2 separate regions of the Homo sapiens genome follow, and region 1 is linked to region 2. Evidence: chromatin loops called from intact Hi-C (ENCODE). Cell type or tissue: heart right ventricle. All regions are shown on one strand.

Region 1 (8,000 bases), 250 kb before region 2:
AAACTTGGTTGCAATTTGGAATCCCCCCAAGAAGCTTTAGAAATACTGACACCAATGTCTTACCCGAGAGATTCATGATCAGTTGGTCTGGAGTGCAAGCTGGGCATGGGAATTGTTAAAAGCTCCCCAGGGGGATTTGAACTTGCAACCCAGGTTGAGACCACTGAATGAGATTCCTGTGCAAACTCGGCCTGGCCTCCATTAAGGCTCCAGGGATGGCTGCAGCCTGGGGGTCAGATTAGCTCAAAGTCTGCACCTCCAGCTTTGGGAGAGAAGGAGGTGAGAGAAATAGTGCCCAGAGACAGGGGGAAGACCATGGGGAGAAGACAAATAAGGCTTTGACTACTCTATTCACAGTTCTTTTTTTTTTTTTTTTTTTTTTTTTTTGAGACAGAGTCTCGCTCTGTCGCCCAAGCTGGAGTGCAGTGGTACGATCTCGGCTCACTGCAACCTCCACCTCCTGGGTTCAAGCAATTCTGCCTCAGCCTCCTGAGTAGCTGGGATTACAGGCGCATGCCATCATATCCGGCTAATTTTTGTATTTTTAGTAGAGACGGGGTTTCACCATGGTGGCCAGGTTGGTCTCAAACTCCTGACCTCAAGTGATCCGCCCACCTTGGCCTCCCAAAATGCTGGGATTACAGGCGTGAACCAGCGTGCCCAGCCATATTCACAGTTCTGTGGCTGTCCACCCTGGTTGGGCTGCCTGAAGTCACTGCAGATGTCACTTGTCACCTGCTGGCCTTGGCTCCTAACCCCTTAGCACAGGGCCAACAAAAGCTGCGGTCCAGCTGACTGTGACTTCTGGGGCCGGCACCCAAGAGAACAGGCTTATTGGGTGTGGGAAAATGAAATGGGCTTCTGCAGACCACCAAATGAACACCTTATCTGGCATACAAAGGCTCAGGACAGAGGCCTAACCTAGGAGGCAGCAAAGTGGGCAGAAAAGACCTTCGGCTGTGGGGTGAGCAGCCCTGGCTGGCAGTCTCAGCTCTTCCAAGTACTAGGTCTGTTGCCCCGAGCAACTGGCTTAACCCTCAGACACTCCCCTCCTTTCCAAATTGAGAAAAATCACAGCCACTTTGGAGCTGCTGTGCAAGTAAACTATCTCCACGTACAGTCAGCGCTGGACACATGTTGCTCTGTTCCTGTCTAAAACACTCCATCCCTTTATCCAAGCTCCTGTCTCTCAAACAATTCCCATGCTTCTTGAAAATATCAGCTCCATGAGGCCCGGGATTTTTGTTTGTTTGTTTCCTGCTGTATCTTCAGCTTCTAGAACAGTGCCTAGCCTATATCAGGTGCTGTATACATATTTGTTGGCTGACTGAGAGCTCCTAGCAACGTGATGAAATGGGCTGTGCAGGTAATAATACCGTCATTCTACAAAATCACAAAAGGAGGCCAAGAGTATGTGGCTCTCCGTGAGTCACACAGCTGGTCAGTGGTGATGCCAGGAGTCAGTGACCTGGGCCTCTGGACACCTAGAGCCACAATGACAGAGCCAGATATGTGTGAGCCTGGGCAAGCCAGCAGGGATGAGAGACACCAGCCAAAACGCCAGGCTGCCCCCACGGCATACCAACTAGCTCTATCTATAGTTTCCTCCCAGCTGAGCTGCAAGGTCTGCCTCCTAATGAGCCTCTGCCTGGCAGGGGGAAGGTTTCCCTGCGGCTTACAAGTCCCGAGGGCTGACAGGCCCTGAGGGGTTTTGCCTTAAATGGACTTGAGTCAGTCCAACACTCAACTCTTCAGGAAGAGGAGCATCAGGGCCTCATCTGGGGCAGGCAGTGAGACTGGCAGCAATCTCGGCCCCCAGGTTGCACTGCGCAACACCGGGCAGTGCCGCGGTGACCGTGCCTCCCGTCTGAGCCTCAGCTTCTGCATGTGAATACCGAGAACGGTACGATGCCCTTCATCGAGGCCATCTGTGGAGATGCCTGATAGGGCGCCTGGCCCTCCTGGGAGCTCATCTGTGGCCGGATGCAAAAGAGAAGGAACTCACACATCAAGGGTGCCAGGCAGAAGTGGGAAGCTGCGGTGACTCCTTTCCTCTCTCCAGGTGAGGACTCCACACTCTTAACACCCTCTTAAAATCTACTCATTCAGCATCAAGGTGTGAGCAGCCTGACCCAGACAACTGTGGTTTAACAGGGACAAATCCTCAAGTCACAGAACATTAAGAGAGTAGGGCAAATTCCAGGAAGGCAGGGGAAGTGCTTCCTGTCATCACCCCACTTTACCCCACCGGAAGGCTGGCTTGGCTCTGATCCTGATGCCACTTCCTGTGACTTCAGCTCTGCTCAGCTAGGTCACTCAGGTTTGGCCTTGTGTGGACTGGACACATAGCAAAGGCAGGGAGACTCCAGGCCAGAGGGCCAGGCCAGAGGCAATTTCAACAGGAGGGAAATGCAGCTTCTCCTTACTCTGGCAAGTTATATAATATCTTCTCTTCTATTTCCCTTGTAAAATAGGCACAGCACTAGACCCGGCTCCTAGGGTTATTGTAAAATTTAAATTCACAAAATAAGATAACGCATTTAAACCAATTAGAATACAACTTGGTCCATGTCCTAAGTCCTCAGTAACTGTAATCGTATTACCTGGCTTCTACACCCATCATTCCGAGAACACTGCCCTTTCTCATCAGGCCCGGGTTCTCATCCTCCTGTACCTCTTCTCACAATAGGAGGGAATGATCCCTGACCGTGCCGCCCTCCTCTTAGTTCCCTCCTATCCCTCTGACCATCTCCTCTTCTTTCTTGCTCCTGGCCTCTGGCATCACCCACAGGGCCTCTCAGGGCACCAGATCTCTGGCCACCCCCCTCCTGGAGACCCTAGACTGCTGTCCCCTCCTGCTTTAGCGGTGCCTGGTCCACAGCTGCCTCCTCTCAATGTGGCTGAAACCAAGTTTACCTCTCTTTCCCCAACCTCTCAACAGCAGCAGCTCGTTTTCAAACAACAAACATAATCTTTATAACTTAAGAAGGATAATTTTTTTAAAAATGGGTTTCAGATAGGCTGTGAAAAGAACTGCGGAACACAAATCTGTGAGTAAGAATCTGGCTGCCGATCACACTGCCCATTTCTGTCGGTGGTGCCACCTTTTCCTGCCCTCAAACGCTGAACCATTATCCCTTCCCCTCTTTCACTCCCTTACCCAGGCAGGTACCAAGGCCTTTTGGGTCTTCCTCTTCCTTCTTGCTGTTCCCCTCTCCTCTCCCCTCTGAATTATTTGGTATTAAAGCCAGAAGGACGTTAATGCTTTGAGGACTAAAACCAATCCAAGCAGCTTCCCTACCTCTAATCAGAAAGCAGAACTGCCCCTAACCCCTGAGCAAGGTGCTCATTAGTAAGCCTCCCCCAGATGCACCCTGGTCACAGCCCTGTCATGCCATGTCTTGGCTATCTGGCAACAGTGCATAGGGATTAACAACACAGAATCTAGAGCCAGGCTGCCGGGGTCCACATCCTGGTTCTACCACCGGCTGGCAGCAAGACACTGGGCAAGTGACTTAATCTCTCAGGGCCTCTCTGTCTCCTTACCTGTAAAATGTGGCTAGCATCAGCACCTCTTTGCAATGAGCTAATTGTTGGGGGGATTAAATTAGTTCCTATACATAAAGCACTTAGAGCAGGGCCTGGCCCATGGTTAAGTGCTATAGGAGTCTTTGCTATTATCATGACCTGTCTGTCTCCCCACTGGCCTGGGAGCAACCTAAGAGGGAGGCTTGGGTCAATAGGCCCCCACAGCACCCAACACAGTGCCTGGGGCCTGACTGGCTTGGAAGACACGGCTGCTGAATTAAATCAACTACGTTCTGTGAGGCTCCAAGAGGTGTCTTGGAAGGAGGGGACAGTGGCCCCATTTTCCTGCACAGGGCCCTCCCCTGCCTACCCTGGAGGGCCTTCTGATACTGGCACCTCCTGAGTGTCTGTTGGGTGCGTGGGTTACACTGGGGCTGGGGGGCGGGGGGATAGGCCTGATCGTTCTTGGAGCCAGAGTGACATCCCTGGCCTCCTTGATTAACACTACTGTCAGTCACATTATGGAAGATCTGCTTCTGGACATGGGGGAGGGCCATCCTGCAGCGAGATGAGGCTAGGCTCTGCCTCAGAGTGGGAGGTGGGAGCCTGCCCCTCCCACCAAATAAATACCCACCTCCTCCAACGGCCCAGTGGTGAAGCCAGGCCTCCGAGCCCTGCTGCCCCTTTCACTGTCCCTGACAAAGCTGGCTCCTGCAACCCTGGGAGCTCCTCTCTAGAGATACAGGGTTGTGAGGGGTCAGTTGGGCCAGGGATCCCCAATTCCTTCTGCCCTGTGAGACTTTAACTGCCATACTCTCCCATCCCCCTACCTTGAATTTCCTCTCACTTTGTTTCCATCTCCCTTTATTCCCGTGCCCCTGTCCCCAGGATCCTCCACCCCTGACTTTCCAGCCTTTCCTGGGCCTTCTTTAGAACTCACTGCTCCAACCAGCCCGTCCTCTCACTGCTCCAACCAGCCTGTCCTCTCATCCCCTCACCCACTCTAGAAGCCCCAGGAGCCAGCTAGATGTGTAACAGAGGCTTGTTTGACTGCAGCGCTAAGACCGTCTTTGTTCCCAGTCTTATTTTGTGCACTTATTTATCTGTCTAAAATACATGTGCACATCTGTGCTGCCTGTGGTCAGACCACAGTCTCCCTAAAGATGGGAAGGCGACCCTGTTCGTTTAAATCCGCACAGCTAGAGGCGCCACGCTGGGACACAGGAGGCACTCAGTGACCACCTGTGGAACAGACTGTGGCTCTTCTGTCCCAGCCAAGAGGCAGGAAAAAGAACAAGCTCATGTCTCAAACTGGCAGCCTGGGGGTTTCTTCGGAGTGTAACAGGGGTGCCTGGAGGCCATTCATCTGCTGATCATCCCCTCAACATGCCTTTTCAGGCTCCCAGCTGCCCCAAGGTGTCTGGTTTTGTTTGTTTGTTTTCTTTTTTGTCTTTAAGGTTTTCTTTTTTTTTTCTTGAGACAGCATCCCAAGCTGGAGTGCAGTGGTGCAATCATAGCTCATTGCAGCCTTGAACTCCTGGGCTCACGTGATCCTTTTGCCTCAGCCACCTGAGTAGCTGGGTCCACAGATGTGCGCCACTATACCCAGATAATTTTTTTTAATGTTTTAATTTTTTTAAATTTAGTTTTAAATTTTTAAATTTTTTTTTGTAAAGATGGGGGTCTCACTATGTTACGCGGGCTGGTCTTGAACTCCTGGATTCAAGCCCATCTCAGCCTCCCAAAGTGTTGGGATTACAGGCGTGAGCCACCACGCCTGACCCCAGGTGTCTGTTTCGACACCCCAGTGCTCCTGTCGGAGTGGCCCAGAGGCCCAGCTTTCTTAGCTGTCCAGAGAGCCCTGCCCATGAGCCCCCTACCACCTCACCCACCTGAGCTGCAGCAATCACCAGGAGACAGGGATGGGTTCTCCTGACTCAACAGAAACCAACACAGTCTCACAGCTCCCATTTTGGGTGGTGGCCCCACTCGCTCTCTCGGCGCTTGCTACAATGTATAATTACATGTTTCCTTGTGTGATTATTGGATTAATGTCTGCCTCCCCTACTGGCATGTAAACACCACTAGGTTGGGTGAAGGGTGAAGACTGCACCCTGCTGATTTCCCAGCATCTAGCACAGTGCCTGGTACATGACAGGGGTTCCCTAAACATTTGTGGATGAGATGCTGAATTTGGTATTTTAGGCACAACAGAGCCTCGTTGTGTAGGTTGTGTCGTGTGAGCGTCAATGCAGTCCTGTAGAGTAGGCAGACATTTTAATACCCATTTTACAGATAAGGAAACTCAGGCTCAGACAGGTCAAGGATTGCCCAGGTTGACAGTGCTTTTTGGTCACAGAGTCAGAATTAGCAACCAGGTATCTGGTATCTACACTCAACAATCTACACTCAAATGATGATGAAGATGATAGCCAACATGTAATAAGAGTAGGCATATGTTAAAACAAAAAATCTAGCCTGGGCAACATGGTGAAACCCCATGTCCACCAAAAACACAAAAAATTAGCCGGGCGTGGTGGTGCATGGTTGTGGTACCAGCTACTCGGGAGGCTGAGGTGGGAGGATTGCTTGAGCCCAGGAGGTGGAAGCTGCAGTAAGCTGAAATCGGTGAGATGAGAAAATGTCCCTTCACTCCAGCCTGGGTGAAAGAGTGAAATCCCATCTCAATTAAAAAAAAAAAAAAAATCTGCCAGGCATGGTGGTTCACACCTGTAATCCCAGCACTTTGGGAGGCAGAGATGGGTGCATTGCTTGAGCCCAGGAGTTTGATACCAGCTTGGACAACACAGCGAAACCAGTCTCTACAAAAATAAAAAATTAGCTGGGCGTGGTGGTAGGTGCCTGTAGTCCCAACTATATTCAGGAGGTAGAGGTGGAAGGATCGCTTGAGCCTGGGAGGTCCAGGCTGCAGTGAGCTGTGATGGCGCCACTGTCACTGCATTCCAGCCTGGGTGACTGAGCGAGACCCTGTCTAAAAAAAGAGAAAGAAATCCCAGAAGCTCTTTGCACTCTACCCCGTTTGTTTATGGCAACTAGGCTGGCAGGATGTATCCCTAGGATCTTGACTCCCCAGTCTGTTGGCCAGGAATTGGGACCAGCTGCCTCTGCCTGCATCAACACCCTGCTTCCCTGCTGCCATCTGCTCCTCCACTGGGAACAATGAAAAGACAAGCTGCTGAACTCCAGGCCTGGGCACCCGGGACACCCATCTGGGTTTCCCTGGAATCCTGGGCACTTCCCATCCCCCTAACCTTGGGAGTTTCCCACCAGTGGGGATGCCAGACAGAGGGGAAAGAGGTGGGGCGGGTGGGGAGAAGAGGATCTGTGAGGCTGTGAAGAGGCAGACATTGCCGGGTGCAGCAGGGAAAGAGTGGAGGGGCTCACCAAGCCCCAGCCTGTGCAGGGCACCCCCTACTGCACAACTCCAGAAGGCCTCATTTCTACTGATGGGACTGACCACGTCAATATGAATGGGGCCACCCTCACTTGTGCTTGGGGAGGGCCCAGAAGCAGAAGGAAAAAAGAAGGGACATTTTCTCATCTCACCGATCGTAGTCGCCGTTGCAGAGGGCTCTCACGGGAATGGAGAAAGTTTGCCAGACTGGATTTAGGGTGTTCTTCATGACCTCGGTCTTGTGGCAAATGGTGAACCTGGTGAAGAAGAAGAGAGGGAAAGGCTGTCAGGCCCAAACCCAAGGGAGGCGAATGCAGGTCAACAGAGGAGTCAGCTGGTTCACATCTCTGGTTCCTGGACGACGGAAATGATGGCTTCAAAAGGTGATGAGCTGCCCATCACTGACAGCAGCCAAGCTGATACTAGGCGGCCATTTGCTGGAGATCCTGCAGAAAGGGTTCCTGTACCAGGTGAGGACCTGGAGGTGGGGACAAGTCCCAGGGTGTCAGGAGCCCTGGGTTCTAGCCTCTGCTCTGGGGCCACCTCACCGTGTGACCTTGAGCAAGCTCTCCCCTCTCTGGGCCTCCAGCTCCCCACCTGTAAACGCAGGCAGTTACCCTCTATCAAAGATTCTCCATCTGCAATTCACAGAAGGATGAGCAGATGAACCTCAGGGGTCTGTGAACCCCGGAAACACTAGGAGAAATTAGATGTATGGGTCATTTGTGCCTGCTGTTCCCCTGGCCTGGAATATTCTCTCCTCCGCTTCCATCTTTGTGACTCACTCCTCACTACCTTCAAACGCCATCTCCACGAAACCTCCCCTGACTACCGTATCTAAAATTGACAACTGCCTGGTCTCCTGCCTCTCACATCCCCTAGACTCCTCCCAGACTTTTTTTTTTCTATTTCATTTGTCACCATTTGACATTTTGATATAGTCTATTTTTTCCTTATTTATTCTGCTCATGGTCTGTCACTAAAATGTAAGTTTCATAAAAGCAAGGATTTTTGTCTCTTTTGATCACTGGCACATCCCTAGTGCCTAGAACAGTGC
Region 2 (8,000 bases):
CATCCAGAAGCTGCCAGCCCAGGCCCCAGACCAGGCCGATGCCCAGAGTGAGGACACCCCCAGGGGTCCCAGGGGGCTGAGGAGGCCTAAGCCATTCCCATATACTTACTGAGCTCCTGCTAAAATGGTTTTGACGACCATCAGTCATCAACATCAACCACTGGCACTTCATAGACATCATCCATACCATTAGCCATTTTTCACAGATGAGGACACTAAGGCCCAGAGAGGTTTAGTGACTTGCTCAAGGTCACGCAGCCAGAGAGTAGCAGAACTGGGATTTGAACCCATGCCTATGTGATACCAAAGCCCATGCTCCTTCCATTATACCCTCTAGGTCTGGCTTGTTTTGGGAAGCAGTGAGAGTCACCAAAGCCAAACACCTAATGGCTAACGTTCAGTGGCTTCCAGTCTCTCAGCCCTGGGGGGCTCCCGCCATTCAGACACCCCATGGCTGGGCTGCACAGGCAGGGCTGCTCCTGGGGGCTGTCATGGCAGGTCCTGAGGGCCCTTTGTTGAACTTCAAGGACCTCCTGCCCCAGCCACCAGCCCTAGATTCTCAGGGAATAAACTCCGGCCCTGCCCCTTTCAGAAGCCCTGGACATGATCTTCTCAGCTGCCCAGCACTCCAATGCAGCCATCACTGAGATGGTAAGCAGCCCGCCCTCTCCTGGAGCCCTGTCCCCCTCCCTGCAGGTCTCAGCCTGGTCCCACCCATGACACCTATCCCACTGCTGCCCTCACTGTTACCCCCCAGTCCCCGTCCCCACAAGGCAAGCCTTCCAGAAGCAGGTGAGCCCTGCCCAGACTTGGCTGAGGATGCACCCCAACCCCCTAGGAGCGGCTGCAGGACCTGTGGGAGGTGTACCAGCGCCTGGGCCTCGAGGACGACATAGTAGACCCCTCTAACACCCTGCTCCGTGAGGGCCCGGTCCTCAAGATCTCCTTCCGCCGCAACGACCCCATGGAGCGCTACCTTTTCTTGGTAAGAGGGTGCTGGGAGCTCCTCTCCACACTGGGGAGGGAAGTCCATGGGCCACTCTGGCCCGAGTCATACTGCCTGGCCTCTACCTGGCACTGCAGGGGGACAGGGAAGAGAACGCTTCTCTGTCTTTTTCTGCTTTGGCACCCAGATGACTTTGGACAGGTCACCTGCTGCCTCTAAGCCTCAGAGATTTCCAACCCACAGGTTTCCCAGACATGTCCTAGGAAGCAACAGAGTCAGAGTTTGAACCCAGTCTGACTGCAAAGCCTGTGATATTAATCTGTGCTCTAGAGAGCGCACAGCAGGAAGGAGTAAGGTTAGCTACTAGGAAGAACTGCCCTGGGTTTGCACGGAAGAAGCCGGGGGATCTCCTGACACCTGGAAAGGTGGTCCTGCCTGGAGGTCTGGGGAACAGAGATATAACCTCTTGTAAACCCCTGCCATCCTGAGCCCCTGTTGAGAAAGGCCTTGTAGGTTTCTGAGGTCTGCTATGGTCCCTTGTAGGGTGACCCTTCAGTAACCATCCTAGGGGAATTGGGAGCTTGACAGCCCCTTCCTCATCACCTACATCATCACCTGTGATGTCCTGTGAGCAGGCTGGCCAGAGTGTGTTCAAAGGGGAGCGGGTCCAGTGGTGCTCAGCCCATGCTCGGCCCACCCTCGGGGAAACCCCACCTAGCCATCCTCCCTGCCCCTGCCACGGGCCACTCACGCCTGTGTCTCCTGCAGTTCAACAACATGCTGCTCTACTGTGTGCCCAGGGTGATCCAGGTGGGCGCCCAGTTCCAGGTGAGGACCCGCATCGATGTGGCCGGGATGAAGGTAAGAGGCCCCCTAAACACCACTGGGCTCCACCTCAAGGGTAGGACTGAGTACAGGGAGTAAGAGGAGGGGCCAACCAGGTTCTCAATCACAGAACCAAACCCTTGCAGGGCCTGGGCAAACATGGAGATGGAAGAGTGTGGGGCTCTCCCCTCTGGGATCCTAGCCCTCCTGCCCTGTCCTTCCCAGCTTCCCACAGGTTTGGCCCTCCCTTCGCGGCAGTGCATGAGCCAGCTTGGCCTTTCTGTGCTTTCCCTACTGTTTATACCACTGCTTCAAAAACTTTCATGTGTGCGCGAATCCTCTGGGCATCTTGTAAAAATGCAGGTTCTGAATCAGGAGGTCTGGGTGGGGGGGTGCCTGAGATCCTGCATTTCTAACCAGCTCCCAGTTAAGATGGGCTGACAACTGACCCCACCTGCAGGATTGTGAGAATTAAATGAAATGAGACATATCCTGGGCAGTGTATGCTGATACTGTAGGAGCACAGAACACGTTTTGAGTAGGAAAGGTCTCCAGTGTCAGCTCAGCGGCTGGCTTGTGTGTGTCCCCATCTACCTCATCCAGAGATTATGGCAAATGAGCAGGGCCAGTAGTCCATGATGGAGCCCATGGGGGGACCACAAGATCCTCCTAACAGCCCCATGATGCAGGGGCTGTTAGAATCTTCTGGATTTTTTTTTTTTTTTTTGAGACCGAGTCTCACTCTGTTGCCCAGGCTGGAGTGCAACAGCAAAATCTCGGCTCACTGCAACCTCCACCTCCTGGGTTCGAGCAATTCTCCTGCCTCAGCCTCCCAAGTAGCTGGGACTGTAGGCGCGAGCCCCCATGCCCGGCCAATTTTTGTATTTTTGGTAGGAGAGATGGGGTTTCACCATGTTGCCCAGGCTGGTCTCAAACTCCTGACCTCAAGTGATTCACCTGGCTTGGCCTCCTAAAGTGCTGGGATTACAGGCATGAGCCACCACACCCAGCCTGTTTTTTATCTTTTAAAAATATTTTAATTTTACTACTTAAAAAATACAGATTATACACATTCTAAAGTCAAACAATATAAAAAATATATACAATGAAAGTCTCCGCCCGACTCTATCCCCTAGTTCCCCTTCCTGAAGGCAATCCTTGCTTCTTGTGAGGCCTTCCAGAGGTGGTCTTCGCCTAGCAAACCAATAACATATAATAGGATTGTTTCCTCATTTATGCAAGAAGCAGTGGTATACTCTACACATTTTTCTGCACTTTGCTTTTTTTTTTTTAACTAACTGCAAATGCTGGAGACTGAGGTGTCCCTGTACTTGAGAGCTTCCTCATCCTCCTGCCCAGCTGCATTGCGTCCCACTGTGCAGATGCACCGGAATTTCTTCAACCAGTCTTCTGCTGAGAGACACTTAGATTGTTTTCAGTTGTCAGCAGCTGCAAATGAGGCTGCAGTGAATAGCCTGGTACAGCCTGCCTGTGTGTGAATGTATCTGCAGTTAATCCCATTTTTAAACATGAGAAAACCAAGGCCCTAGAAAACCTTTCTAACTTAAATAACTTGCTTGAAGGTCATATCGCAAATGCTAGTTCGAGTGACCAAGCCAGGATTCAGATGCAGGTGTAACAAAGGCTGGCGCTTCTGCGTCTAACCACCACGCTCTGCTGTCGCCTATTAAGGCTTCAATCCAGAGGGTTCAAGACTATGGTGGAATTTCTGGCATCGTGGAGGACACAGCCAGAGAAGCTTCCTGACCACCCCTCTCTGCTGGCTCCTGAGTCCTGGTGTGTCCTGAGGGCTGGGACTGGAAGAAGCAGAGGTCTGGTCTGGCCCATCTTGTCACTCTCCTATTCAGCATCACCCCTACCCCCTTCAGCCCCAGAAGGGAGCTGCAGGCAGGAGTTGAACCAGAATGCTCTACCCTCTAGAGCCCCTGGGGCCTCCAGAGACCCCAGCAAAAGAGCCCCACCCCTGCTCCTGACTGGGGTTGCCTGGCATCTGGAGCAATCCAGGGCCTGGGGGTGGGGTGCAGCCTGGGAATGATGAAAGCTGATGAGGGAACATGGGTTCACAGCTCACCCCGACACCTGAGCTGACTGAAGTCTTTTAGGAGTGCAGCCCCGGCCCTGGCATCTAGCTTTCCATCCTGAAGGGGCCAGAATGTCACATAGACCAGGGCGTGTGCAGGCTTGTATGTCTGGAGTCCTTGGTGAGTGAGGCTGAGAAAGGCAGGTTTATAGAGAGCTACAGACAGAGAAATGGAGACGGGTGGCCCTGCCAAAGGACTGTCAGAGACCCAGGCATAGAAAAATAGAGATCGACAGATAGGAAGGCTAAGAAATATAGAAACCAAAACAGAGTCATAGAGAGAAAACAGAGAGAGCCGAGCCTGAGAGCATCAGATGCTTTGGGTGTGTGTTGAGAGCTCACCAGCCCTGTGTGTGCCGGGTCTCTGGAGTCTGCTAGTCTCGGCTAACATGTCTGATACTCCAGCAGCCGCACAGCACCCTCTCCTGGACGGCATGGGCTTGGCAAGTGCAGAGCTGTCCACTCACCCTACTTCTGTGCAGGAACCATTTTCTGAGTCTGTGATTTGGAGGCAAATCTTGCCTTTGACCATCATGATGGTTCCTATTGGCCTATGACTCCCTGGCCTCCTCCTTCCTAGGTGTCAGGGAGGCCTAGTTCACAGCAGCTGATTCTCTCCAAGGTCTGACTTGGTCTTAGTATTTTGCCATCCCCCACAGGGCCAGCCTGGGAAGAAGGAAGGGGTGTGGACACACATACCTAGGGGCTCCACGTACAGTTGTGCAGGTTGTACACTGCACAAGGATACCTCATCTAAGAGGATGTCTTCTGCAGCCAACTGCAGATTAGCAGACTATGATATATCATAGATGGTATATTTATAGTGAGAATTGTCCGGCAGATGGCAGTCAAATGTCTTGTTCCAACAATATCTAGGTATTATGCCAGTTTGCCAACAGATGTCAGTAAAGTGTTTTGAGGAAGGCTGTCCTTTTCTAATTACTACAAACGTACTGTATGGACTAGCAGGGGACTGAATTGACCTAGCCCTGGGGAAAGTGGTTGAGGCTCAGCTCAGCACAGTTCTGGAAACTCCTCTTGAAACCTGCTGGGGAGCTGGAAGCCTCTGTATGAACATCCCAGGGGCAGCCTGGACCCTCAGGTCAGGAGCCCCCAGTTCCCTTTTTTCTGTCAAAAGCATGATATTTCTTCCTGCTTCTGGACTGCAAACCTTGGATTTCTCCCTTCTTTTCCCTTTCCCCTCTCCCTGACCCAGTTAGAAACCTCTTCTGTCTCTCCAGTGCACCTGGGCAGGCCAGGACCATTTATGATGTTGCTTCCTAACTGGCCTTTGGGCTACAGGTTTGTCCCATTTGGCCCACATCCAGCCTGTCATCCCTTGCACACAAAGAGGTATTTGGCTCTTTCCCAAATACCTCTTTCCACATGACCGCCTCCTCATTGCCAAGGGCATCGAATCCAAATCACATCAGCCCCTTCTAAGGCAAAGACTGGGGAGTGAGGCTGCAGACTAGGCCTAACCTGAGGAAAGATGTGCTTGTACTCAGTGCTGTCTGGGTTATGGTGAGCTGCCCTGGAAGTGTGCAAAGGCCTGGCCACCACATGGGAGGCAGCAGAGGAGCTCAAGTGTTTGAGGAATTTAATGGCAACAAAGTTGCCCCACACAGAAGCTCTTGTGCTCTCAGCCTGTGTCTTAGGTTCTCTTTGCAAATCTCTCTCCACACCGTCTGAAGGAAGTGTGCTTACAGGACTCTGGGGGTAGGATGGAAATAGATGTTCTTCCATCTCACCCTTGGGGGCTGAAAACCTGGGGTGGAATCCTTCTTTTGCCCCTTAGGTGCTGTGTGACCTCAGGCAGCTCTCTTGCCCTCTCTGAGCATCCATTTCCTCATCTCCTAAATGAGGATGATAGTATCTGCTTCCCAAGATTGCTGTGAAGATTATTTTCTTCTTCTTTTCTTTTCTTTTCTTTTTTTTTTTTTTTGAGACAGAGTCTCCCTCTGTCACCCAGGCTGGAGTGCAATGGCACAATCTCAGCTCACTGCAACCTCCACCTCCTAGGTTCAAGAGATTATTGTGCCTCAGCCTCCCGAGTAGTTGGGATGACAGGCATGCGCCACCATGTCCAGCTAATTTTTGTACTTTTAGAAGAGATGGGTTTCACCATATTGCCCAGGCTGTTCTCAAACTCCTGGCCTCTAGTGATCTACCCGCCTTGACCTCCCAAAATGCTGGGATTACAGGCGTGAGCCACTGCACCCAGCCAAGGTTATTTTCTTTAATGTTTTATTATGAAAATTTTAAAGCCAAGAAAACGGTATAATGAACCTCATATACTCATCCAGTTTTGAAATCTAATTTCCTTTTTTGTTGAATCCATTGTCAAAAATTGTCATCTCCACGTCACACTGGGTCAACTTAGCTGCTGCTAAAATTCCAGGAGCCATAGGTTCCATTTGCTTGGAGCGAGGCCCAGTTGCAGGGGCATTTGCTTGGCTCAACAGGATTAGAGAGGTGGCGAACAAGCTCTGCATCCCTGTCTCTCGAATTTGAATTGTCCCTTGGGCACAATCCACCTCCCTCCCCTCCACAGTGCTGTGCCTGGGACCCGGGCTATGATGAGTCTGAACTGGTTGCCTCCCTCCTCTTGGCAGGTGCGGGAGCTGATGGATGCTGAGTTTCCCCACTCCTTCCTGGTGTCCGGGAAGCAGCGCACCCTGGAGCTGCAAGCCCGGTAAAGGAGCTGGGGTGGCGGCCCAGGGCCAGGCGGGAAAACTGGGAGGGGCTGATCTCCTCAACACCTGTGTTCACTTTCCGAGCAGGTCCCAGGAGGAAATGATTTCCTGGATGCAGGTATGGGAACGCTCCGAGGCTTCTGGGAGTCTTTTTCCTTTCTTTCTTTTTTCTTTTTTTCTTTCTTGGTACTAGACTACCTTGATGAAGCTCCTGGGATTCTCCCTAGCCTATTTGGGCTGAAGGGGAGGGAGTGGTGTATGTATGCATGTGTGTGTGTGTGTGTGTGTGTGCATGTGTGTATGCATGTGTGTGCATCTGTGTGTGCATGTCTGTGTCTGTGTGTTTGTGTGTGTGTTTGTGTGTATGTGTGCATGCATGTGTGTGCGTGTGTACATGTATGTGTGTATGTGTATATGTGTGTTTGTGTGCATGCATGTGTGCATGTGTTTGTGTGTATGTGTGTGTTTGTATGCATGTGTATGTACGTGCTTGTGTGTATGTGTCTTTGTGTGTCTGTGTTTGTGTGTGCGTGCGTGTGTGTGTGTGCATGCTCCCACACCTGCGTGTGCTCAGCTGCTCCCTGCTCTTCCTAAGGAGCTGCTCTGTGGTAGTTTGGAGACCGATCTGGGTTCCTATCTTGCTGCTTCTCATTGCCTAGCTGGGCAGTCCAGGGCCAGTCACTTACCCTCTCTGAGCCTCAGTTTTTACATCTGTAACCTGGGGCTGGTAGTTTCTCCTCCGATAAGGCAGCCCGCGTGTGTGTAGAATCCAGCGCCTGGTACCCAGTGGGCTTTCAGCCCTGTCTGTTGCATGCACGGAAGGATGGACAGAGGAGCAATCCCTCCCTTCCACACCTCAAGCCCCGACCCTCCCCCTCCCTGCACCCCAGGCCTTCCAAGCAGCCATTGACCAAATCGAGAAGCGGAATGAAACCTTCAAGGCTGCGGCCCAGGGGCCTGAGGGAGACATCCAGGAGCAGGAGGTAAATGAAGGCTTTTTCATCCCTTGCTGGAGCCACCAACCCAAATAGAGCTTGTTCCCTCTCTGTTCTGCCTATACCAGCTCAGAGGGAGAGGGAGTGTCATCTGCCAGGAGAGACTGAAGGGACCAGGGGAAGCCTTCCCAGCGCATCCCCCGACTCAGGGCCTGAGCATTCCCCTTTAGCAAAACTTCCTTTGAGAGCCTGTCTGCACAGCTGTCTTGGGGAAGTGTTTCACGTCTCTGCAGCTCCAGCTGCAGGGGGCAGTAGGGTTTTGGGTTTGAAAGTATCTGAGAAATACAAAGTCTCAGGGAAGATGGAAGGTGAGTGAGGTGGGGGCTGGGGAGGATATCTGTGGTTTGAGTTCAGATTTGAGCTGAACTCTGGCTTGCTGAGTGACTGCTGAGTCATTTGACCTCTCTGGGCCTCAGTTTCCTCACTTATACAATAGG

The links. Hi-C counts contacts between places; a loop is a spot of excess contacts. Peaks named below come from ENCODE experiments on the same cell type or tissue, not always from the same donor. Only the 100,000 strongest peaks of a DNase experiment are listed, where the experiment ranks them.
Region 1: a loop joins it to region 2, with 4 times the contacts of the local background. A loop is called at or near these places in 88 of 110 quality-filtered maps.

What each region holds. Positions count from the first base shown.
Region 1 is chr6:36,767,866-36,775,865 of GRCh38, forward strand. CPNE5 (copine 5) reads right to left here. Exons shown (of 21, transcript NM_020939.2): 10 at 7,096-7,200. Among named protein-coding and RNA genes, the nearest start is that of CPNE5, 68 kb to the right of the region's middle. RefSeq lists enhancers at 803-1,334, 4,053-4,552. In heart right ventricle, no CTCF peak of the experiment used is centred here; a DNase peak (open chromatin) is centred at 733; H3K27ac peaks cover 2,521 bases.
Region 2 is chr6:37,014,054-37,022,053 of GRCh38, forward strand. FGD2 (FYVE, RhoGEF and PH domain containing 2) reads left to right here. Exons shown (of 16, transcript NM_173558.4): 6 at 1-47; 7 at 593-651; 8 at 839-985; 9 at 1,715-1,807; 10 at 6,488-6,567; 11 at 6,656-6,686; 12 at 7,459-7,551. Among named protein-coding and RNA genes, the nearest start is that of FGD2, 12 kb to the left of the region's middle. RefSeq lists an enhancer at 1-465. In heart right ventricle, CTCF peaks have their summits at 4,326 (motif pointing left), 4,528, 4,747 (motif pointing right) and 7,823 (motif pointing right); DNase peaks (open chromatin) are centred at 4,278 and 4,575; H3K27ac peaks cover 923 bases.